Linked DNA regions of Homo sapiens: regions 2 and 3 are each linked to region 1. Evidence: chromatin loops called from intact Hi-C (ENCODE). Cell type or tissue: K562. All regions are shown on one strand.

The links. Peaks named below come from ENCODE experiments on the same cell type or tissue, not always from the same donor. Only the 100,000 strongest peaks of a DNase experiment are listed, where the experiment ranks them.
Region 2: a loop joins it to region 1, with 7 times the contacts of the local background. A loop is called at or near these places in 13 of 110 quality-filtered maps.
Region 3: it touches region 1 in a loop (8-fold over the local background); 15 of 110 quality-filtered maps call a loop at or near these places.

What each region holds. Positions count from the first base shown.
Region 1 is chr3:184,870,882-184,878,881 of GRCh38, forward strand. All of the region lies in intron 21 of VPS8 (VPS8 subunit of CORVET complex), which reads left to right. Among named protein-coding and RNA genes, the nearest start is that of VPS8, 63 kb to the left of the region's middle. In K562, a CTCF peak has its summit at 4,344 (motif pointing right); a DNase peak (open chromatin) is centred at 4,360.
Region 2 is chr3:185,266,554-185,274,553 of GRCh38, forward strand. It overlaps LOC124900548 (a long non-coding RNA gene), which reads right to left. Exons shown (of 2, transcript XR_007096203.1): 2 at 7,015-8,000. Among named protein-coding and RNA genes, the nearest start is that of EHHADH, 17 kb to the left of the region's middle. In K562, a CTCF peak has its summit at 4,140; a DNase peak (open chromatin) is centred at 4,148.
Region 3 is chr3:185,304,365-185,312,364 of GRCh38, forward strand. It overlaps a transcript of MAP3K13 not described here. Among named protein-coding and RNA genes, the nearest start is that of EHHADH, 54 kb to the left of the region's middle. RefSeq lists an enhancer at 7,836-7,885. In K562, a CTCF peak has its summit at 3,946 (motif pointing left); a DNase peak (open chromatin) is centred at 3,927.

The DNA.
Region 1 (8,000 bases):
TGACTTTCATTTTTGGTTAAACATTTTTTTAGTATTCAAAACTTTATTTCAGGGCTTGTAGAACATTCTAAATGATTATATTTTTAAGTAATGGGTATAAATGAGTAAAACGTTGTGGAGTGTTACTTAGCGCTTAGCTGCTTAGTGGCGTGTGGAAGGAAAGGATATACGTGTGAAGATCCTTTGCTGTAAACTGATACCTTATAGTGGCTGACATCCTGCTCGTCTAATATTTATGTTAACCAGGTTATTTAGTACTGCCAAGGTTTAAATTTAGTTCTCCTAGGAGCACCTATGACTTAAGAATAATAGATCAATCACAAATATATATATATATATAAAATATGATCTATAAAATATGCTAATGAAAGACCTTTAGTTTATCTTGGAACTTAATGAAAATGAAAGCCAAAGAACAATGTAGACGTGTATGTATTTATTATGCAGGTTTTACTTTCTGCAGTGCTCTCCAGTTATATTTGTTGCAAATTGCTGTTCCCCATTCCTACTACTCCCTTCCCTCTGCCTACCTCCTCTTTTAACAAATATTTGAGTGTCCAATACAGGGATCAGCAGACTTTTTCTAAAAAGACTCAGATAGCAGAGTTTAGGCTTTGCAGGCTACAGTGGTCTCTGTCACATCTTTTTCTTCCTTTCTTTTGTTTTTTGATTTTTTAAGCAACCCCTTAAAATTGTAAAGTCCATTCTTAGCTGTGAACAATACAGAAACAGGCTATGGGCAGGATTTGGCTAAAGTGTGCGTCCCGTGGTCTGATATGTACTTGGCACTGGGCAATAGTAAAATTTACATGATCTTTACTATCTTAAAGTTTGTAGTCTAGTCAAAATAATGGGTTTTTTTGGTTTACATTAATGGACATATTTAGAAGAAATCTAGGGATTTTGAAGTTCTAAAGAGTAGGCACAGGTCCTATCTTTTCATATTCTATTTGATGCTTGTAACATTGGAAGACAAGAATAGATATGGCAGTTAAGAGTTGGCTGGTATCAGAGAAGCATTTGGCTTCCTGAACTGTGCTGTTCAATGCCATGCTAGTGAGCTTCTGGTAGAGTAACTGTTATTACTCTGTTTGGCTGGATGCTTATTAAATTTATCAGTAGAGAAGGAGAAATAAGCCTAGATAAAGTTATAAAAATAAATAACTTAGGAAGAAGACATATGGTAGAAAGAAAGCATTTGGGAACAAAACTGTTTGGAAACAATACTTTATATATAAGTACTTGTGTATACCAATGCAGTATAGATAGAAAACTTAATATTTGTAACAAGAATATACCTATCACCAAGAGGTTGTAGGAACTCTGGCCTTTGGAAGGTATACTTTGTTGAAAAAAATCATCTAGTAGAAAAAGCTAGGAGGGGTGAATGGAATGAGTGTGTATGTGTGTGTGGAGAATATAGAAACCACAGTGTTGGGGGAAAACGTGGTAGAGAGCTTCTTTCTAAAAGATGAAAGGAACAAAGGTGACGTTCTGATGGAGAAATAGTAAAGAATCTCAGATACGGGAACTGTAGATGGTGGTTTCTGATGCATTCCTGTAGATGGTGGTTTCTGATGCTGACTGCAGAACGTACAGAGATGCATTACTACTAACAGATGTTAGTAGTAATGTGCTCTGTAACCATCTAGCTTCCTGTTAGAAGTCTCATTCTGTTGGTAAGAGTATCTGATAAAATTTTTGATTTTTCAGTGATTAGTCTCATAGGAGGTGAAGGAAACAATGGAGGGGACTATTTCTCTGGATTTAATTTTTACTAATGATTGGGGAAGTAGAAGAGATAGACCCTTGAGAGAAAAATTATCACTTTATTTTAACAATCATAATAATGATGAAAAATATACATAGCATGAGTCCTCTATTTCAGAAAGCAAATATCTCAGAAAAAAATATGGGCACAATCACATGGCTACAGGCTCCAAAAAAAGAATGGGTTCACAAGGAACAGGAAATTCTAAAATTTCAACCATTCAAGGAGAAAGTAATGTTGAAAGAAGGTTCTATCTGCAAATCACAGAACATCTATAAATATGGAGAAAGGCATATAACTAAAGATACATACCAGAAGTATCATGAACTTGTAAGACTGTCAGAAAGGAGAATGATATGGTCCAGACTGTGCCTACCACAATGCTGTGGAGTACAAAATAGGGATTTTTAACAAAGATTTACTGAGCACATACGATGTGCCAGATACTATGTAAAGTATGTGACATGTATTTTTATTCTCAAAACAACCTAAGGCAGTAGGTGTCATTTTTAATCCCCATTTTATAGATGAGGAAACAGGCTTAGAGGAGTGAAGTGAAGTTCCAAGGTAATATTGCAGTAAATGGTGGAGATGGGACTCATATCCAGGTCTTTCTGACTTCAAAGCCCAGTTCTTAGCTAATCATTGTATTATACTGTTATTTTAAGAGCAAGCACAGGGAGAAGATGAGTGAGAAGGGGTGATGTTAATAAATCACCAAGAATGAGAATTACAGCAAGCATCTAAACTGTTTAATACTTAACTGTGTGGCAGACACTGTTACAGACCCTTTATGCATATTTATTAACTCATTTAATTCTTATCATAACTCTGTAAGGTGGCTACTGTTACTATTCACATTTGTAAATGATGCCGAGGCACAGAGAGGTTAAATTATTTGTTCCAGGTCACAAAGCTAATAAATGAGAGAGCTAGAATTTGAATTCAAGCAGTGGGCTTCAGGGTTTACATCCAGACTGCCACACTATACCACAGAACAATGCTCCTCATTTTGACTCCATTTTCATGACCACAGAGAATGGTTTTAAAGTGGAAAAGTCCAGATAAGTGTATTAAAAAACTGAAGCCGACCATATGTAATGTGTAATATCATTATGATTGTTCAACTCTCAAGACCCAGTAGAATTATAACCCATGATACTGTTGAAACAATCTGGGCCAACATGAATAATTTGCAAGTAACTTTGCGTCAATTTTCAAATAAGGCATTCTTGATTAAGTGTGGAGTATATACAGGGAGACACAATTTATTCCATTCAGGAGGACAGTTTTCTCTGGAAAACGTGACCTTCAGTGCATTAGGATAGGTGAAGTGCATGCACCGTCAGCCACAAATCCGTTGTTTTGTTTAATCATATTTAATCATAAAATAATTATATAGGTTGACTTTTAAAGTGTTTTTTTTTTTTAAGTAGAGTGGACTTTGGAGACTATCTGCTGACATCCCCAGTGTGAATTGTGAAGGTTTTCCTTGAATTCATCTCAAAACAACCATGTTAAACTCATATAATTACCTTTTTGAAAGGAATATAAAGATAGTATATTCCTGGAATGCCTGTGACGTAACATAATTGATTTCATTAAAGCATTTGCCTAATTTTTCCATTATCTTTGTGGCTGGAATAGATTAGTAAATAGTAAATAGATTTGCAGCTAGATAAATATTTCTACCCAAAAATATTCTTTGGTGGCTTAGTATTAATTACATCCTAGGACTCTTTCATACCCAAGTTTTTATCATTGATTTGGGTGAAGATTTAGTGACTGGCCTGTCAAATCTAGGTAGCGCCAAGAATCAAGGTTCAAAGTGATCTTGACAAGAAAGTGCAATCAAAATCATCATGAGTTGAAATTTAATGAAGATTAACATCAAGACTTAGATTCATTAGATTGAAATAATCAAATTACGTGAGTACTGGATTGGGAAGATCTAGGTGGACAGGGTTTTAGTTGACCATAAACTTAGTATGAGCCAATTGTGTGTTAAGACTCAGATACAGGAAAGTACTGGTACTACTGGGCTGCCTGTTTGAAATAAAACTGCTAAGGCATTTTGTAGGCTGTTGATAAACTCAGCCACATCCCACAACTGAGATGGTGGAAGGTTTTAAAAACAACAGTTAAAAAAAATACTGGGTTGTTTAATCTGAGGAGAAAGTAAGTGGAGACATCCCTGCCTAGAGATGGTAGAAGGCTGTCCTATGGGATTAGCCGTATTGCTCCAGAGGGAAGGCCTAGTATATAGTGGGTGGAAATCAGGAGATGTATTTCAGTTTAAAATGACCTACTTATGATGTAACAGCTCTTGGATTTATGCATCTCTTATTATGGAATGTATTCAGATAAAGGCAGGATGACCAACTGATGGAAGTGTTTTTAAAACTTTTTTTTTTTTTTTTTTTTTGCTCAGTGGGAAGGTCTCAGATTCTGTATCTGTCTCAAGAAGCTATTATTGGAGACATAAGTAACCTCTAATTCGGTTAGTTGAAATTCCTATTAAGACTGATCTCTGTCACAGTCAAAATACTGAGAATTTGTGTTTTACCAGCAGGTGGCACCTCCTGCCTGCTGCCTCAATTTTAATCTTTACCCTTGGTGAGGAACCTCACCTTTTCCTTAGAGTCAGAATATGTAAGGCTATTCACTATTTTTGCTTTTCTCCAAAGATCAATCAATATTTGTCCTGTCTTAGTTATAGAAAATAACTTTTGGATCTTGTCACATTTTGGACAGGTTGTGGCTTTTATTTATCTGAGAAAAGATTTCAACCTATAATTATAATTTATTTGTATCATAATTATTATGGTAGGATAAAAAGGAATTACAGTGTTTTCTGTCTCATACATCTTGAGACTTGCCTTTTCTTCTGGCTTTCCTCATATGCGTTTATATATGTTCAAGTGTTTCCCACCCTAAAACTAAGTCAAGCAGCAAACAAATTCTTTTGTTTGCCTCACGCCGTCTCTAATATCCTATGCTTTCTTGTTCACCCATTCTTTATAGAGCCAGACATCTTACAAGAGCTGTCTCTGGCCAGGGATGATGGCTCACACCTACAATCTCAGCATTTTGGGAGGCTGAGGCGGGTGGATCACTTGAGCTCAGGAGTTTGAGACAGCCTTGGCAACATAGTGAAACCTTGTCTCTACAAAAAAAAAAAAAAAAAATTAGCTGGGAATGGTGGTGCACAGCTATAGTCCCAGCTACTCTGGAGGCTGAGGTGGGAGGTTCACTTGAGCCCGGGAGGTTGAGGTTGCACTGAGCCAAGATCACGGCACTGCACTCCAACCTGGGTGACAGAGCAAGACCCTGTCTCAAAAAAAAAAAAAAGAGTTGTCTCCATTTCCTTACCTCCTTCTCATCCCTTAACCTATTCCATGTCTATAAATTCTGTGGACCCTTTTATTTCTCATCTTACTGGTCCTCAGCAGCATTCAGCACATGAAGACTTCTTGAAATAGTCTGTCCATTTTTGGCTTCCCTGATATCATGCATTCCAGTTTTTTCCCTACCTCTCTGACTGCTTATTGATTCTCTTTGTTTATTCTTCTTCCTTTTCTTTACTTAACCAAGAAATGTTAGGATTCTTCACAATACCCTTCTATTTTTATATCAATGTTTGTCAAGATGTCTGTGTACCATTTACTTCAAAATCATTTGAAGATATTTGTTAAAAATGCTTTTTTTTTTTTAATTTCCCAGGCCTACTGAATCAGACTCTCTGGGATTGGTGACCAGGATTTGTAGTCAGCTTTCAAGATGTCCCTTAAGCACATTAAAGTTTACAAATCACTGCTTTACATTCTTCCCTAGGTGATATAGGCACATGGCTATCTAACCAGTGTTAACAACCTAGATTGCTCTTCTGAATTCTGAGGTCTATAGAGTAAGTTGCCCATTTACATTTCTGCTTGGATGTTTTGTAGGTACCTCAGACTCTGTTTCCTCACAAAGCCTTTTCTGAGGATTCCTGTGTTAGTGAGTGGATCCACCATGCACCTAATGCAAATTGGGTGATTCTTGTCTTTTACTTGTTCCTGGCTATTCTGCCTCCTGACAGTTTCTCTCATCTGTTTCCACCATGCTGTTAATTCTGCCACTATCCTAGTCTAAGTGCCCATCATTTCCCTCTTGGTATATTATAGAATTCTCCAAATCGATCTCTTTGTACACATTCTTACTGTACTTCATTTCATTTTCTACACAGCAGCCAAAGAGAAATGTATATCAAATCTAGATATGATGCTTTCCTAATTTTAAAATATTTTAAGGACTTCCTATTGTTTCTGAGGTAGAGACTAAATTCCCTAACATTTTCTAAGGCTCTGCATGGTCTACGCTTGCCTAACTGCTCCTAATTCTCTGTATTGCTGTTATACTAGAGTTCTTTCCAGTGTCTTAACATCCCTGTTCTCTCTTTACCCAGAGCCTTTGTGCACAGTGTTCTCTCTGCATAAAAAATCCTTTCTCATTTCTTTGTAGCTCAACTAGCTCTGTTTATTTTCAGGTCTCAGTGTAATTGTCCCCCAGATTAACTCAGATCCATTTCTTTCTAAAATACTATGCACTGAAGTCACTCATTCAATGTCAGTTTTCTGCAGCTAGCCTATGTATGTTTAGGGACCTGTGTAAGTTTAGGAACATGTCTGTTTTTTGTCATTGCCGTATGCCCAGCATCTGGTTCAGTGTCCTTGATAAATAGTTGTTGAGAGAATTTTTAAAAATATATGAACTTATGTTGTAGAGCTTGCTTTGAAAGCATGCTTTCAATTTAAGAGGTTTGAGCTAAGAACCAAATGTAGGACTTAGTATTTGCAACACATATGTCATAATGATGGCTCATGTGGTGTGCTGTATGCCTGATGGCTATCTTATTTAGTCCTTATAACGTACTTGAGGAGTGCTTATTATTTACCTCCATTTTCCAGAGGAAATAGACACACAAAGGGGTTGAGTAACTTGCCCAATATCATTGAACCGGTGAATAGAACCACCATAGATACACACCCAGGCTGCCTGGCTCAGGAGCCTCGACCCTGTACTGTACTATGTTTCATCCCACAGTTTATTCTTTGATAATCTCAGACCAATGTGTTGTTATGTAACTCACTTTGAAACAGAGAGGACTAAGTAATTTATGAGTTTTGGGAGGATATTGAAATATATGAAAAAGAAAATACAAATGAATTTTAGCATAACCATGGTAAATATACCTGAACAATTGACTGATTTGAGTTGCTAGCAGTGTTTTCAAACTAAGAAACCACTGCTAATCAGTTAACTGTGGAAACAGTATTTTGGGTTATTTTATTTTGCTATGCTTAATATATGTGTTTTTATTTGTTTTTGAAACAACGTAGAGGTATAAATAATGAGGCATTTTAATGCTGTAATGTGAATCAAGCTTAAAGGATTTGAAAAATAATATAATTTTAAAAGACCCTTTTTTTTTTTGAGATGGAGTCTCACTCTTGTCCTCCAGATTGGAGTGCAGTGGCATGATCTCGGCTCACTGCAACCTCTGCCTCCCGGGTTCAAGCTATTTTCCTGCCTCAGCCTCCTGAGCAGCTGGGATTACAGGTGCCCGCCACCACACCCAGCTAATTTTTGTACTTTTAGTGGAGATGGGGTTTCGCCATGTTGGCCAGGCTGGTCTCAAACTTCTGACCTCATGATCCACCCGCCTCGGCCTCCTAAAGTGCCGGGATTACAGGTGTGAGCCACTGCGCCTAACCTAAAAGATCTTAATGAAGCCTTATGTTAATCGTTACTAAGCTCTCCTTCCAGCTTCATTTCACATTTCTATGAGGGTCAGATAATTCAAGGCTATTTTTGTAGCAGCTGTAGGCATATATTTTTGCATTAAGAGGTAATGTCAAAGAGTGGACAGTGACTACAAGCCAAACACAGAGCGAGGCAGTAGGAGCTTTCCTTGTCTAACCCATACCTCCTCTGAGAAGATTTGAGGAGAGGAAAAGAGTGTTGATGTCTAGCACATTGCCCTATCCCTGAGGCTTGATTAAAGTGCTGGTTCTGAGGAGTCAGGTCTTTCCTAGATTATTTTATCATCATACCTGAAAGAAGAAAAGAAAAATACATACACACATATACATGCAGAGAGATAATCTAATCTATATTGCTGTTTGGGATGTTTGTATACCAATCCTGGGGATACCAGCTGCCTAGCTCTGGTAGCCTGTGGAGATTT
Region 2 (8,000 bases), 400 kb after region 1:
ACCTTTTGTTTAAAACGTTGCTAATTTTTAAATATTTTGTTTTACCTACAGAATTTAAAACTATTAAATCCCTCCAGGCGGCCCAGGGACTATCACATGAGATTGTTAGGGCTGGTCCTGAGGGATAAAATTAATTCAGACCCTCCTAATCGAGGCCAGGTGCACAGATGCCTATGCAGCTGAAAAAAAAAATGCTTGTGTCTTGTATAGCTAATTGCTAAAGCCAAGATTACAATAGATCAATGCATAGAATTTATAGAAAAGTCAATTTTATGACCTTTGTTTTTGGCTCGTAGGTTGCTTAAAAGGGGTTTTAAGGGTTGATGAATGCCTGTCCATCTCCATTCCCATCTGGCCTGTAATGTTTAATTGGCTATAAATCTTTTGACTCTAAGTCCCTTGCCACAGGGTTCCCACTGAAGGACATGATGGACCCGAGGCAGGTGGCAAGTCACCCCAGCATCAATATGGGACAAAATAAAACTTGGCTATTGATACTGCCTCTTTCATACCTTGACAAAAAAAGGAAATATATGAACAAAAATAAAATCCTAAGCCCCCCAACAGAATGAACACCCCTCTTGGCCAAAAAGAATAATAAAAAAAAAAAACCTGAAAAACTAGTTCAGCCCATGAAGGAAATGGGGGGTTGGACACACCTTGCTATACTCCCCCCACCACCCCTTGGAATTCAGGCACAACTGACCAGCCTTAATATTAAAATAGAGCTTATAAGACTGACAGATTCTTCATGGCAATAAAATATCAAATTATAAACAGAATCTAAGATTATGCCAAGGAAGGCTTAATTCTCCACCCCAAGGTAAACAGTCATATGTTACTTCCGTGTTTGTTCAATATACATGCATCAGGACCATTTTCATAAATATTCGTAGCTTCCCTGTTCAACCAGGAGACTTAGTCTTATTAAAAACTTGGAGACAAGGATTCCCCGAAGATCAATTTTAACCAAAATGGAAGGGCCCCTATCAGGTGTTGCTAAGCACTTCAACTGTTGTTAAATTTGAGGGAGTCACTAGCTGGGTATACTTGCCAAAGATTAAACCTGTTTCTTATAAGGCCCCACAGGCACCTGAGAAAGACACCGTGACCTACACTTGTGAACCCCTAGGACACCTAAAGCTGTTGTTTTGCAAATAAACACATAAGTAACAGCCTTAGTCCCTCCTACAGGTACTCAGCCTTCTTAACAACTCCTATCCCATACAGATTTGCACCCCCAATGGATATCTATGGCTATGTGGTCACCCGTTCAATCAGCCTATAAATAACTTGTGTTTCGTTTGGGATCATAAAACACATGGTTACCAGGATATTGATAATGTTTGGTTTCTGGATCAATGTACAATAGGACAAGCAGAGCCCCCTAACATACAATTATATGACATCACTCACCTGAGCGCTACGTGGGCAACTGGACTTATATTGGCTAGGGTTGGAGCTCGTTGGCCCCATGGGGCAACTTCTCATTAAAAGTGCCCTCCCAAGTCTTACTTGGTTTTTGCCCTTCCTAGGACCTTTGATGGCTATCTTGTTATTACTAATCTTTGGCTCTTGCTTGTTTAACATCTTGGTGAAATTTGTGTCATCTAGATTATAATAATCCCATATAAAGATGATGCTGGCACAAGGCTTCTAACCTGTCCTATCTTCTGAGTTGGGAAATAAAGACATCCTGCCTTTAGGCCTCTTAGATCAGGCATCCAGATATTTTTACTCCTCCTTTACTAGGCAGGGCTATGCTCATAAAATCAGCAGGAAGAAGTTACAGAAGAATGACTTTTGTCCTTCATCTCTCCTTAAGATTAAGGGTTCTCTGATAAGCAAAGGGAGGATTATGTTAGGGAAATAGAAGCATGGGAGACCCAGGGTAACACCATTTTAAAATCAACTCCATCTTAAAACTAGCAAGGCACATCCCTTGCCAGTGATGACCAGCAGTCATAAGATGTTTAAGGCTAAGGAAACAGCTTAATAATGCCTGCAAGGATCAGTTCCCAAAACAGTGGGTCACAAGACCCCACTGATAAAGACAGGAGACAGTAAACAACAGGTCACATGACCACACTGATAAGACAGGAGACCGTAAAGAAACCAGCCTAAACCAGCTAGAAGCAAGATGGCAAAAAAGCAACCTTCAGTACTCATTATATGCTAATTATAATGCATTCGCATACTAACAAACACTCCCACTAGTGTCATGATAGTTTACAAATGCCATGGCAACATCCAGAAGTTACCCTGTATGGTCTGGATGGGGGAGAAACCCCCAGTTCCAGGAGCTCCCAGAAAACTCATGAGTAATCCACCCCTTGCATAGCATATAATCAAATAGCTATAAAATAGCCAGCTAGCATCTCCCTCAATGCTACTCTGCATATGGGGTACCCTGCTCTGCTTATGGAGCAGCCACTCTTTTATTCCTTTACTTTTTAATAAACTTGTTTTCACTTTACTCTGTCGGCTTGCTCTTTTTTTATTATTTTTTTAAGACGGCATCTCCCTCTTTTGCCTAGGCTGGAGTGCAGTGGCGCCCTCTCGGCTTACTGCAACCTCTGCCTCCTGGGTTCAAGCAATTCTTCTGCCTCAGCCTCCCGAGTTGTTGGGGTTACAGGCACGCGCCACCATGCCTGGCTAATTTTTGTATTTTTAGTAGAGATGGGGTTTCGCCATGCTGGCCAGGCTGGTCTCGAACTCCTGACTTTCAGATGATGCACCCGCCTCAGCCTCCCAAAGTGTTGGGATTACAGGCATGAGCCACTGCTCCCAGCCTGTTGGCTTGCTCTTGAATTCTTTCTCGTGTGAAGCCAAGAACCCAATTGGCCTCGTGAGCTGAACCTAAATTTGGGGGTTTGCCTGCAACACTACTACTGTAACTGGGTCACTTGAGATTTTCAGCACCCCAGCATTTTTCAGTGACTGAAATAATGAGAATTCTGATCAGGACCTTGCTTGCTTGCTCATGTTAACCACTCGCTTTTTACCCAATATCCGTTTTTCCCACAATATAACTATAAACTTCTGATGTGCTGTTTCTTTGTCAAGTGGGAGGAGATAACTTCAGGGTCACAAAAGGTGTTTGCCGAAGGAATGAATGCATTGAAAGCTATTGCAACCAGCTGCTGACGCCCAGAACTCTGGTTGTTCAAGGTGTTATGTGGGACTGAAGAAACAGACTTTTCACCTTGATTCCCTAAAACTCTCCCTCCTTTATTCTCTAGCCACATAAAAATTCCCTGCTTTTTCTTTTTGTTAACATGGATTTGAGACATCTTGCTTTCCTACCTTGTTGCTTTGGCCAAATAGAACAAACCTTCCTCTATCTCCAAACTGCTATGTGTCAGTGTTTGGCATCAATTGCACATCGGGTACAAGAGCCTGAATTTGGGCTTCTACTAGAAAAGTACTGACTGCCTTGAAGCCCTGGTAACAGTAGCAGTTGAGACCCCATTCAATTCAGCAAGGACAACTGCCTCAATGGTCAATGACAATGTCTCGATGACAGCCAATCATAAACAGTCCTAAGCACATGCTTCCGTGTGTTGACAATCAACAACAGCCTCATCACAGCAATCACCTTCTTACAGGTGAGATATCAATCTCTAACACCTCTGCAAATTCGCTGATCCCTGAACTCCACTGTGCCCTAAAACTCTATGTAAGATCAACAGCTTGTTCTGCTTGGAGAGACTGTGCATAGCCAGCACAGTTTTCCCTTACTATAGCAAGCAATAAATTCAGTCATCTTGCTTCAGATATTGGTCTTTAGAGGAACAACCCTGCCAGGGTGTTCTAGCAACTTTGAACATCTCCACAAAGGCTAAGTAGGCAAGGCTTCACAGCTCTGAATAGCCTGAAATTCCTCCTGGAGCAAGGCGAGATAATGAGCATGGTGCGGAGCCACTTTGAGGCAGGCTCTCCTCTGTCTGGTAGGAGTCTGTCACAGGCCATTTCTCATTTATCCTCCTAGTTTCAACTGAATGCAGAACTTTCTGCCTTGTGCCCCCACCTAAGGGTTCGGCTGCAAGCTTCTGTGAAGATCTATAAAAATGCTTCGCAGTAGTTTAGGGTTGGCTCTTAACAGGGCAGGGACTAGGGTGAGGCAAGAAAGACACCTAGTGGACAAAACTGGGGGGCACAGTAACAGGGCTGTGCAATGCTGATCCTGCCCTGCTCCTCAGCAACAGAGCAACTCACCATTCCTGACATCTGTCATCTGGTTCCTCTGTTTGGTGTCATGCTGTGATACTAGGGATACAGGGAGCTGACACCATGCTGACTTTCTTTTCCAGTAAATACTAAACTGTCTAAATCCATCTGGGCTTCTTACTTGCTGAGTCTATGGAAGACAAGCCAATTTAGCAGCTGCTACCATGCTACTGCTTATAGACTGCTTGACCACTTGACAGTCTCCTTATCATTGTTATGATCTGATATATTCTTAAATTATCTCCTCATTTAATTTGTTTCAGTAATTGCTACTTAACAGGATGCTGGTCCTCTTGGCTAATGCACTTCCACACCATTTTCATGTTAGTGCTTTTGCTTGTTAAATGCGTTGGTTGGGCTTGTTGTCATTATGTCGCATTATATCCCTAATTCACAAAAGCAGATCAGTTCATCAGAAGTGGTTCATTAAAGCTTAAAACAAAGATAAAAGAATGGAAACACTATAATTTAGCATAATGCCCAGAAGGCAAACGGTGAGCTGGATTTCAATGCAAATGCCGAGCTTTTGCCTGCTAGAACATGCAAATCTATTGTCATAGGAAGAACAGAAATGGCTATCTAAACCCAGCTTTCCCTGCAATGGTGATCTATTAGCCCTGGAACCCAGGGTGCTGCATGTGAAATGTCATTCAATAGTGACACGAAGCCATCAAAACTGACTTCTCTGGTAAACCAATCAGGTTTTTCTGGAATAAACAAAATAATGCTTTCCAGTCTGGGTGATTAAAGACTGTTAAGGAAGCAAGAAATAAATTTGAGTCTGTTTGTTAACAAATTTTACCCTGCCCTAAATGGGCACTGGGTACAATCTTCCAGGGTGAAGTTGGCTGACATTCAAGGAAAAAAGCAACTCACATAAATGTTTGAAATGAGAAATAGGATGGCCAGGCGTGGTGGCTCACCCCTGTAATCCCAGCACTTTGGGATGCTGAGGCAGGCGGATCACCTGAGGTCAGGAGTTCGAGACCAGCCTGGCCAACATGGTGAAACCCTGTCTCTACTAAAAATACAAAATTAGCCGGGCGTGGTACCACACGCCTGTAGTCCCAGCTACTCGGGAGGCTGAGGCAGAATCGCTTGGACCCAGGAGGTGGTGGTTGCAGTGAGCCAAGATCGCGCCACTGCACTCCAGCCTGGGCAACAGAGTGAGACTCCATCTCAAAAAAAAAAAAAAAAAAAAAAAAGAGAGATAGGATGAAAATAACTTCTTCACAATACCAATGTGAAAGTTGTCAATCTCAAGATGGAGTCACTCATGTCAAACCCAAACAAAAAAAGAGTCAGGTTAGAAAGGGAAAGCCCTCCTGCACACATGCCTATGATAAGAACTATAACAAAGACTCTGAAAGTCTCTTATGCTCTTATGCACATATGCCTGTAACAAGAACTTTTGCCAAAGACTTTCTAACCTGCATCTTGCTTCATGAATCACAGGACAGCTAGCCAAATGCGCAAGAATGCTTGCCTGGTACACTGTCTCCACTAATGAACTGACATCATCTTCTGTGATAAGCCACTGTAACCAATGTTCTCTTTGTTTCAAAACAAATTATGTGTACTTCTTTTGCCTTTAAAAGTTTTCCCTTACCTCAACCTCCTCAAATATGCCCACAGTTTACTATGGCCCCAGTGTTCTGGATTGCAGTTCTTCTGCTTATTCCCAATTAAACTCAATATTTTTAGAGAGTCTCTCTGCTGGTTTCTTAGGTTGACACAAAGAATATCAGTAATGATGATTTATATAATTTCAAGTGGCTTGTTCAAGTGTCAAGTGTTGAGCCTTGGAGATATACATATATTCATTATATTAATGTTTAATAGAAGCCGTCAGGATTCCTAAAGAAAACCCAATTGTGGCAAAAATGACTCAATCGCGTGTTATCTTCATCAGGTGAAATTAGTCAGAGATCAATGATGTATTATTGAGCATATTTAAAGTTCACAGCCATATGCTGCAACCAAATCTGAGCTGAACACAGCCAAAAATTGATCTGAGAATGCATTCACTGCTATTTCTCATGTTTCAACTTCTCAGCTTTTCAGTGAGCCTGGCTTATCGCTTTAGGTCTGCAGGTAGTTTTTCATTACATATGTCATCTCTGTCAGCTTCTGAACTGAAAATCATACAAGAAATGTCGCTTTTCAACACCATAAGCACCTTTTATGACATCTCGGCATTCTCCAACATCCAATTTCATTTCGTGTTGAAAATGCAATTAGGCTATCGTTCGCAGGTCTCTCTCCCAATTTCCCACTGTATATCATTCTTTTCAGAGAATATTTCATTTGCCAATGATCATTCCTTTCAGCTTTTCTGACAAACTGACCCTAGTAAGAAAAAGGCTACATACATATATGTTGGAGATATGCCCCAGGTAACTTACGTTGTGTATTCTTTCTAATACAGGAATGCTTTACCACCATTCCTGGCAAAAGATAAAAGATTACTCATTCCCCTGAATGCTTCCAGTGATGGGGAGCACAGTACTCTTCATGGTAGAGTTCTGTTTACTTAAAAAAAAAATAGTCCCTATTCTATTCCCTGTGACCTTCCCCTACATGATTCTACTTTTGTTCTCAAGAATTATATATTAAATCTCTCTTTAATAGAATGGTCTTTCATCAAATATTTAAAGATACTAACAAGTCTGCCCTAAGCTGTTCCTCTTAGGGGCTTTCTCAGGGACTACCATGTCTCATATGGTAAGGTATTTCTAGCTGCTATGGTGGTTGTTCAGAATACTCTTTGAATTCGTCAATGACTCTTTTTTTAAAAAATTTTTTATTATACTTTAAGTTTTAGGGTACATGTGCACTACGTGCAGGTTTGTTACATATGTATACATGTGCCATGCTGGTGTGCTGCACCCATTAACTCGTCATTTAACATTAGGTAGATCTCCTAATGCGATCCCTCCCCGCTCCCCCACCCCACAACAGGCCCCAGTGTGTCATGTTCCCCTTCCTGTGTCCATGTGTTCTCATTGTTCAATTCCCACCTATGAGTGAGAACATGCGGTGTTTGGTTTTTTGTCCTTGCGATAGTTTGCTGAGAATGATGGTTTCCAGCTTCATCCATGTCCCTACAAAGGACATGAACTCATAATTTTTTATGGCTGCATAGTATTCCATGGTGTATATGTGCCACATTTTCTTAATCCAGTCTATCATTGTTGGACATTTGGGTTGGTTCCAAGTCTTTGCTAATGTGAATAGTGCCTCAATAAACATACGTGTGCATGTGTCTTTATAGCAGCATGTTTTATAATCCTTTGGTTATATACCCAGTAATGGGATGGCTGGGTCAAATGGTATTTCTAGATCTAGATCCCTGAGGAATCGCCACACTGACTTCCACAATGGTTGAACTAGTTTACAGTCCCACTAACAGTGTAAAAGTGTTCCTATTTCTCCAAATCCTCTCCAGCACCTGTTGTTTCCTGACTTCTTAATGATCACCATTCTAACTGGTGTGAGATGGTATCTCACTGTGGTTTTGATTTCCATTTCTCTGATGGCCAGTGATAATGAACATTTTTTCATGTGTCTTTTGGCTGCATAAATGTCTTCCTTTGAGAAGTGTCTGTTCATATCCTTCGCCGAGCATCCATTCCCTGTATTCTGTACCTCTCATCAATTGGGCCATATTCGTGTTTCCTTAACTCATGTTTGCTCTCTCTTTTAAAACTATAAAGACAGGGTTTTTCCCCCCTTTCAAACTTCCAGGAAAGTGTTTTTTTGTTTGTTTG
Region 3 (8,000 bases), 430 kb after region 1:
TTATTGATTATCTGCCTGGTTGTTCTATCCATTATTAAAAGTGGGGCATTGAAATCTCCTACTATTATTGTGTTACCATCTGGTTTTTCTTTCAGTCTGTCAATGTTTCCTTTATATATTTGGGTGTTCTGCTGTTACAAATATAAATACATATTTATAATTGCTATTTCTTCCTAGTGAATTGACCCTTTATTATATAATGTCCTTCTTTGTCTCTTGACAATTTTTTTTAATTTCAAGTCTCTTTTATCTGATATTAGTGTGGCCACTTATGTTCTCTTTTTTTTGAGACAGAGTCTCTCATTGTCACCCAGGCTGGAGTACAGTGGCGCGATCTTGGCTCAGTGCAACCTCTGCCTCCCGGGTTCAAGCGATTCTCCTGCCTCAGCCTCCCGAGCAGCTGGGACTACAGACATGCGCCACCATGCCCAGCTAATTTTTGTATTTTTAGTAGAGATGGGGTTTCACAATGTTGGCCAAGATGGTCTCAATCTCTTGACTTTGTGATCCGCCCCCTTCGGCCTCCCAAAGTGCTGGGATTACAGGCGTGAGCCACCGCACCCGGCCACCCCTGTTCTCTTTTGGTTATCATTTGCATGGAATATCTTTTTCCATCCTTTCACTTTCAGTCTATGTGTGTTCTTATATCTAAAGTAAGTTTCTTATACATAGCTTATAGTTGGGTCTTTCTTTAAAATCCATTTTCTATGTCTTTTGATTGAGAGTTCTGTTTACATTTGAAGTAATTATTGTTAGGGAAGGACTTACTATTGCCATTTTAATATTTCTTTTCTATATGTCTCGTAGTTCTTTTGTACCTGTTTTCCTCTCTTGCTGCTTGCCTTTTTGTTCTGTTGACTTTTTGTAGAGAGAGACATGCTTTGACACCTTTCTCACTTTCTCTCGTGTATCTTCTAAAGGTATTTTCTTGGTGTTTACAATGGGGATTACATAAAACATCTTATAATTGTAACAATCTATTTTAAACTGATGTCAGCTTAATTTAAACCATGTACAAAAACTCTACTCCTTCACATATCCTCTACTTTATCAATCTCACAAATTATGTCTTTTATACTTTGTATCTAGTAATATAATTTCATAGTTATAGTTTTTTTATGCTTTTATCTTTTAAATTCTACATGGGAATTAAAAGTGATTTATGTGCCATCATTACAGTATTACATGATTCTGTATTTACCTGTGTATTTACCTTTACAGAGAGCTTTACGTGTTTATATGCTTTCAAGTTGTTATCTACTATCCTTTTATTTCAACCCGAGGGACTTCCTTTCGCATTTCTTGTAAGGCAGCTCTAGTGCTGAACTCCTTCAGCTTTTGATGATCTGGAAAGGTCTATTTTTTTCCTTCATTAAAATTTTTGAAATTGTATATATTTATTTTTATAATTTCAACTTTTATTTTAGATTTAGAGGATATATGTGCAGGTTTGTTACATGGGTATATTGCATGATGCTATGGTTTGGGATACAGTTGATCCTGTCACCCAGGTAGTGAGCATAGTACCCAATAGTTAGTGTTTCAACTCTTGTCTCCCTTCCTCCCCTTCCTCTCCTGTCTGCTAGTCCCCAGTGTCTACTGTTGCCATCTTTATGTCTATGTGTACCCAATGTTTAGCTTCCACTTGTAAGTGAGAACATGTAGTATTTGGTTTTCTATCCTTGTGTTAATTCTCTTAGCATAATGGCCTCAAGCTGCATTCATGTTGCTGCAAAGAACATGATTTCATCCTTTTTTTATGACTGCATAGCATTTCATGGTATACATATATCAAATTTTCTTTATCCAATCCACCATTGATGGGCACCTAGGTTGATTTCATGTCTTTGATATTGTGAATAGTGCTGTGATGTACATGAGTGCATGTGTCTTTTTGGTATAACAATTTATTTTCTTTTGGATGTATACCCAGAAATGGAATTGCTAGGTTGAATGGTAGTTCTGTTTTAAGTTCTTTGAGAAATCTCCAAACTGCTTTCCACAGTGGCTGAACTAATCAACATTCCCACCAACAGTGCATAAGTATTCTCTTTTCTCCACAGCCTTATTAGCATCTGTTGTCTTTTGACTTTTTTGTAATAGTCATTCTGACTGGTGTGAGATGGTATCTCATTGTGGTTTTGATTTGCATTTCTCTGATGATTAGTGATGGTAAGCTTTTTTCATGTTTGTTGGGCTGCATGTATGTCTTGTTTTGAGAAGTGTCTGTTCAAAGTTCCTTTGCACACTTTTAATGGGGTTATTTGACTTTTGCTTGTTGAATTCTTTAAGTTCCTTATAGATTCTGGATATTAGACCTTTTGGTGGTTGAATAGTTTGTGAATATTTTCTCCCATTCTGTAGGTTGTCTTTTTACTCTGTTGATAGTTTCATTTGCTGTACAGAAGCTCTTTAGTTTAATTAGGTTCCACTTGTCAATTTTTGTTTTTGTTGCAATTGGTTTTGAGGACTTAATAATACATGCTTTACCAAGGCTAATGTCCAGGATAGTGTTTCCTAGGTTTTCTTCTAGGATTATTACAGTTTGAGGTCTTATTTAAACTCCTTCAGTTTTGAAGGACAGTTTTGCTGGCTACAGTATTTCTGATTGGCAGTTTTTTCTTTTAGCAGTTTGAATGTATCATACCACTCTCTCGTCTGCAGTGTTTCTCCTGAGAAATCCAATAATAATCTCATGCGAGTTCTCTTGTATGTGACAAGTCACTTTTCTCTTGCTGCTTTCAAGATTCTTTGTGTCTGGCTTTTGATAGTTCGGTTACAATGTGTCTCTGTGGGCCTCTTTGGATTCATCCTAGTTGGAGTCCTTTCAGCTTGTTCAATTTAGATTTCCATTTCTTTCTTCATGTTTGGGACATTTTCAGCCATTATTTTTTCAAGTAACCTCTCTGTCCTTTTCTCTCTCTCTCTCCTTCTTTTGATAATCCAGTTAATGCATATATTGGTCAACTAGATGGTGTTCCATAAGTCCCTTAGGCATTCTTCACTTTTCTTCATTCTTTTTACTTTTTGTTGAATTATCAAGCAGGAGCTGGATAATTCTTAATGGGTTTGCTGATTTTGTCTTCTGTTTGATCAAGTTTGCTGTTGAATCTGCTTAGTGTAATTTTTAATTCAGTTTTATATTCTTCAGCTCTATAATTTCCATTTGGTGCACCACCCCCTCCCCCGCCACCCCGAGATGCAGTCTTACTCTGTCGCCCAGAGCTGTAGTGCAATGGTGTGATCTCGGCTCCCTGCAACCTCCGCCTCCCAGGTTAAAGCAATTCTCCTGCCTCTGCTGCCCAAGTAGCTGGGATTACAGGCGCATGCCACCACACCCAGCTAATTTTTGTATTTTTAGTAGAGATGGGGTTTCACCATGTTGGCCAGGCTGGTCTTGAACTCCTGACCTTGTGATCTGCCCGCCTCGGCCTCCCAAAGTGCTGGGATTACAGGCATGAGCCACCACACCCAGCCTTTAAAATAGTTTTTATCTCTTTGTTGGTATTTTCATTTTGTTCATGTATCATTTTCCTGACTTCCTTTATTTGTCTATCTGTCCTCTTGTAGTGCATTGAGTTTCTTTAAGACAACTATTTTGAGTTCTTTGTCTGGTGATTCATAGACTTTCATTTCTTTGGGGTCTTTTTTTTTTTTTTTTTTTTTTTGAGACTTACTTTGTTCCCTTGGTCGGGCCCTTATTTCTTTGTATTCTTGATTATTTTTTGCTGGGATTTGCACATTTTTAAAAAACAGCCACGCTCCCAGTCTTCTGGACTGGCTTCATACAGGGAGGAAGAGATGTTAAGACTCTCTTTAGCCCAGCTATAGAGTCTTAGGGCCTCTCAAACCTTTAATGGGGTTGTATCTCCTCTGAACTGTGCCTGTAATTTCCCAATTACAGAAGTTTGCTGGTTTCTTTTTTAGGCACTTGCTCCCTCTGGTGTCTTTCCATGGTACTGCTGGTTTTCTGGTGTTCCTACAAGCTGCCTAGGTCTCTTTTGTTCTCAGCAGTTCCCAGGCATGCAAAAGTTGCCAGTTCTGTCAGCATTCCAAGTCAGGTAAGACAGAAAGCCATCTCTTAGGCAGTCCCCAGAAAAGCTGAAAGGTTGGATATACTTTCTACTCTTCTCTTTTCTTCATGAGAGAAAGGCCATGAGTTGGGCATTTTCTCCCAATAACACTGAGTTCTGTTGTCTTCTGTCGGCTGTGCTGCAGGTTCTCAGGTGCTGCAGTTAGCTGCTGAACTCTCCGCTGTTCTCAGTGGACCCCAAGCATCCAAAGTATTCTGGTTCTGTCAGTGTTCCACATCAAGCTGGACAGTAACCATTCCCTTGGGCACTTCCCTAAAAAGCTAGAACTTTGGATGCACATTCTATCCTTTTCTTTCCCTTCTGATGAGAAGATGCAAGTTTGGCATTTACTTGCAATTATGTAGGGCTGGACTGGCTTGGGGAAGGCCTATTATGGGTGAAATGCATTAGCTTTTCTTGCCTGTTTCAATGTGGCTGTTCTTGGCTTTGAGCTTGCCTGGGATACTGTGACTTTTTAACTGGTTTCTGGAGTTCTCATAAAGTCTTTTTGGGCCATATGTTGTTGTTAAGTCAGTATCTCTGTGGGGGAATGAGGTCTGGGGATTCCTATTCCACCGTGTTTTCTCTTCTTATAAGGATGCCAGTCATGTTGGATTAGGGCCGCACACTATTCCAGTGTGATCTCATCTTAACTTGATTATATCTGCAAAGAGCCTATTTCCAAATAAGGTCACATTCACAGGTGCCAGGGGTTAGGGCTTTAACTTATCTTTTAGGGGTACATAACTGAACCTACAATAACTTCCACCACTGCTCATAAAAAGATTGAGGCTGGATGCTCACTCTGTGATCCCAGCACTTTGGGAGGCCACAAGGTGGTGGGTGGATTGCTTCAGCCCAGGAGTTTAAGACCAGCCTGGGCAACATGGTGAAACCCTGCCTCTACAAAAAGAAAAAATAAATTAGCTGGGTGTGGTGCCACATGCCTGTAGTCCCAGCTACTCCAGAGGCTGGGAGGTGCGAGGGTCGCTTGAGCCCAAGAGGTCAAGGCTGCAGTGAGCAGAGATCACACCACTGCACTCCAGCCTGGTGACAAAGCGAGACCTTGTCTCACAAAAAAAAAAAAAAAAAAGAAAGAAAAAAGAAACAAAAAGATTGGGGCAAGTCAGCAGACTGAAGAGAGCCACTCTTTAGCGATACATAATTACATACCCTGCCTAAATTATCAGCTATTCTCTCATATGGAGCAAAAACTTTAAATGAAAGGAAACCCTTTTGTCCTCAGTCCAGGCAAAGATTCACTGATTATGGGGGCAGGGTAGAAGCAAAAGCTGCCTGCCCTTAGGGAAGGCACAGAACATTCTCCAGCAGTAGCTGCTACTATTTTGTATTTAGTGTGATCCGTGGGATACTGGAGGGTTTTTGTTTTGTTTTGTTTTTACAGTGTTCCTCCACAGATATAAGGCAAAATTTCATTGCCAAGAGGTTGGGGTAGGGGCACAGAAAGCCGCATACCCGAGGCCTAGGTGCACAGGGCCTAGCTAACACTGAGATATCAGGAGAACAATGAGTTCTGTTAATAGACTGGAGTTAAAAACAGCTGTAGCCTACTGCTGAGGGAGGGACAAGGATGGAGAGAGAGAACCCCCTCTATGGCACAGATATGCAGTGACTGCTGAAAGCTGAGATTGGAGCAGGAACACTGAGTAAAATCCCTTGAACACTGTAGACTCCACATGAAGCACAAGATAGTAGCTGCCCACTGCTAGAGGAAGGTGCACAGAAGGTAACTACAGCAACAGGGAAACAACATCTCAACCACTGACTAGATTCTCTCTCTTTGGAATTTGTTCACCTGGTTGCCTGACAGAATAGGCATCTCCATTTCCAGGAATAACTATTCTTTCCTTCAGTTTATACTGTTATTCTATGGACAATATTTGGAATTCTATAAAAAATTATGAAATATATGAAAAAAAACACAACCATTTTCAAGAGATAAAGCAATCAACAGACCCAGACCCAGAGATGACTCAGATGTTGGAAATACCAGATGAGGACTTTAATTATGATTGATATATTACAGGAACAAGTAGAAAAAGTAGGCCTCATGCATGAACAGTTGGGGAATTTCAGCAGAGAAATGTAAACTCTAAAAAGAGTCATATGGACACACTAAAATAAAAAAACATGATATCTGGGATGAAGAACTCTTTTGACAGGCATTTCAACAGACTGGAAAGAGGTGAGGAATGAATAAATAAATTTGAAGGCAGATCCATAGAAGTTATTCAAACTGAAGCACAAAGAGAAAAAAAGAGTGATATGGAAAGGGAAAAAAAGATATATGAGAAAGAAATGAAAATAACTTGATATAACTCTTCAACTATCCATTTATTCCTGTGATAGGCAGAGGAGTCAATACCTGCCACTATGCTATCATTGCCATTTTTCTTTGTTCAATTCTGTATTCCTTAGTGCTTCTCTGTTCTTGCTGTTTTCTGCTTTCAATATTCACAGTGATAAGCAAAGGTCGTACTCACATTCCAGAACACATCCAGGCTCTATGGTGGAACTTAAGACAACTTTGCAGAAGTTGAGTCAGAAGTCACTTTGAATTAAGCTATTTTGTGTTTCTCTAAATCATATGTCTCTAAAGCACTCAACAAGTGGTATGTTGATTTTCTTTTATTATAGAATGAGTTTCCTAGGAATATTCCTACTCCAAGTCATAGTAGCCTTTGTTTCCTCCTTTCGTAGTTAATCCTGTGTATTAGTTCATTTTCATGCTGCTAATAAAGACATACCTAAGACTGGGAAGAAAAAGAGGTTTAATTGGACTTACAGTTCCACATGGCTGGGGAGACCTCAGAATCATGGCGGGAGGCAAAAGGCACTTCTTACAGGGTGGCGGCAAGAGAAAATGAAGAAGAAGCAAAAGTGAAAACCCCTGATAAACCCATCAGATCTCATAAGAGATTATTCACTATCATGAGAATAGCATGGGAAAGACCAGCCCCCATGATTCAATTACCTCCCCCTGGGTCCCTCCCACAATGCATGGGAATTCTGGGAGATACAATTGAAGTTGAGATTTGAATGGAGACACAGCCAAACCATATCATCCTGTAATCTCATGTGTCTACCATAAGCCCCAACCCAGAATCACCTTTACTTATTTTCTTGGCAGCCTGGGGAGGTCCTCAGGCTCATCAAGGTTCCCTGATGTCTCAGAGTCCCCCAAATTGGTATGTAGACCTTTAGTTATTGTCTAGGCTCCCCTCTCCTTCTCATTTGGCTATTTTGAAAGAACTACATTTTTGGTTGAAAGCAAAGTGGGCAGATACTTAGGCACATGTTTTAGAAAATATGGTAGTCTTTCATGCTTACCCAAGTAATCTACAAAAATGTTCATTGCATTACTGTTTTAAAAGAAAAAAAAGGAAACAGCCTACACAGTCATCAAAAGGAAAGTGAATGAATGAGCTTTGCTGGACTATTCATTCATTGGAATAAAATTTAACAATGAATTATAGGGCTTCACGTATCAACATAGATCAGTCTCAAAAATCATGTTGAATATAAGTTGTGAAACTTATTGGCCTTGTAAGAGCCTAAATGTTATTTAGAAAGGCATTGGGTAAATAGCCACTGTGTCTTTGGTATCATGAGTGATTTCAGGAAACTGGGGAAACAGTGGGATTTTTGAATTCCATTTTTCCACGTGAAGAGGAACTCCTTCCTCTACTGGGTATTCTGAAAACTGACTAACCTTTGCCCCAGGCTGCAAGCCAAGGAGAAGTATTTACTTGTATACTTCTGACTGGTAGCTACCTCCTCCAGTCAGGTCACATGACCCTCCAGAATTACTGCTGCTTTTCACTCTCCAAGATGCAGACAGAAGATAGAAGCTCGGATATCAGTTCCAATTTTGTTTCTTTGGCTGTGCTGTTATGAGTCTATCCA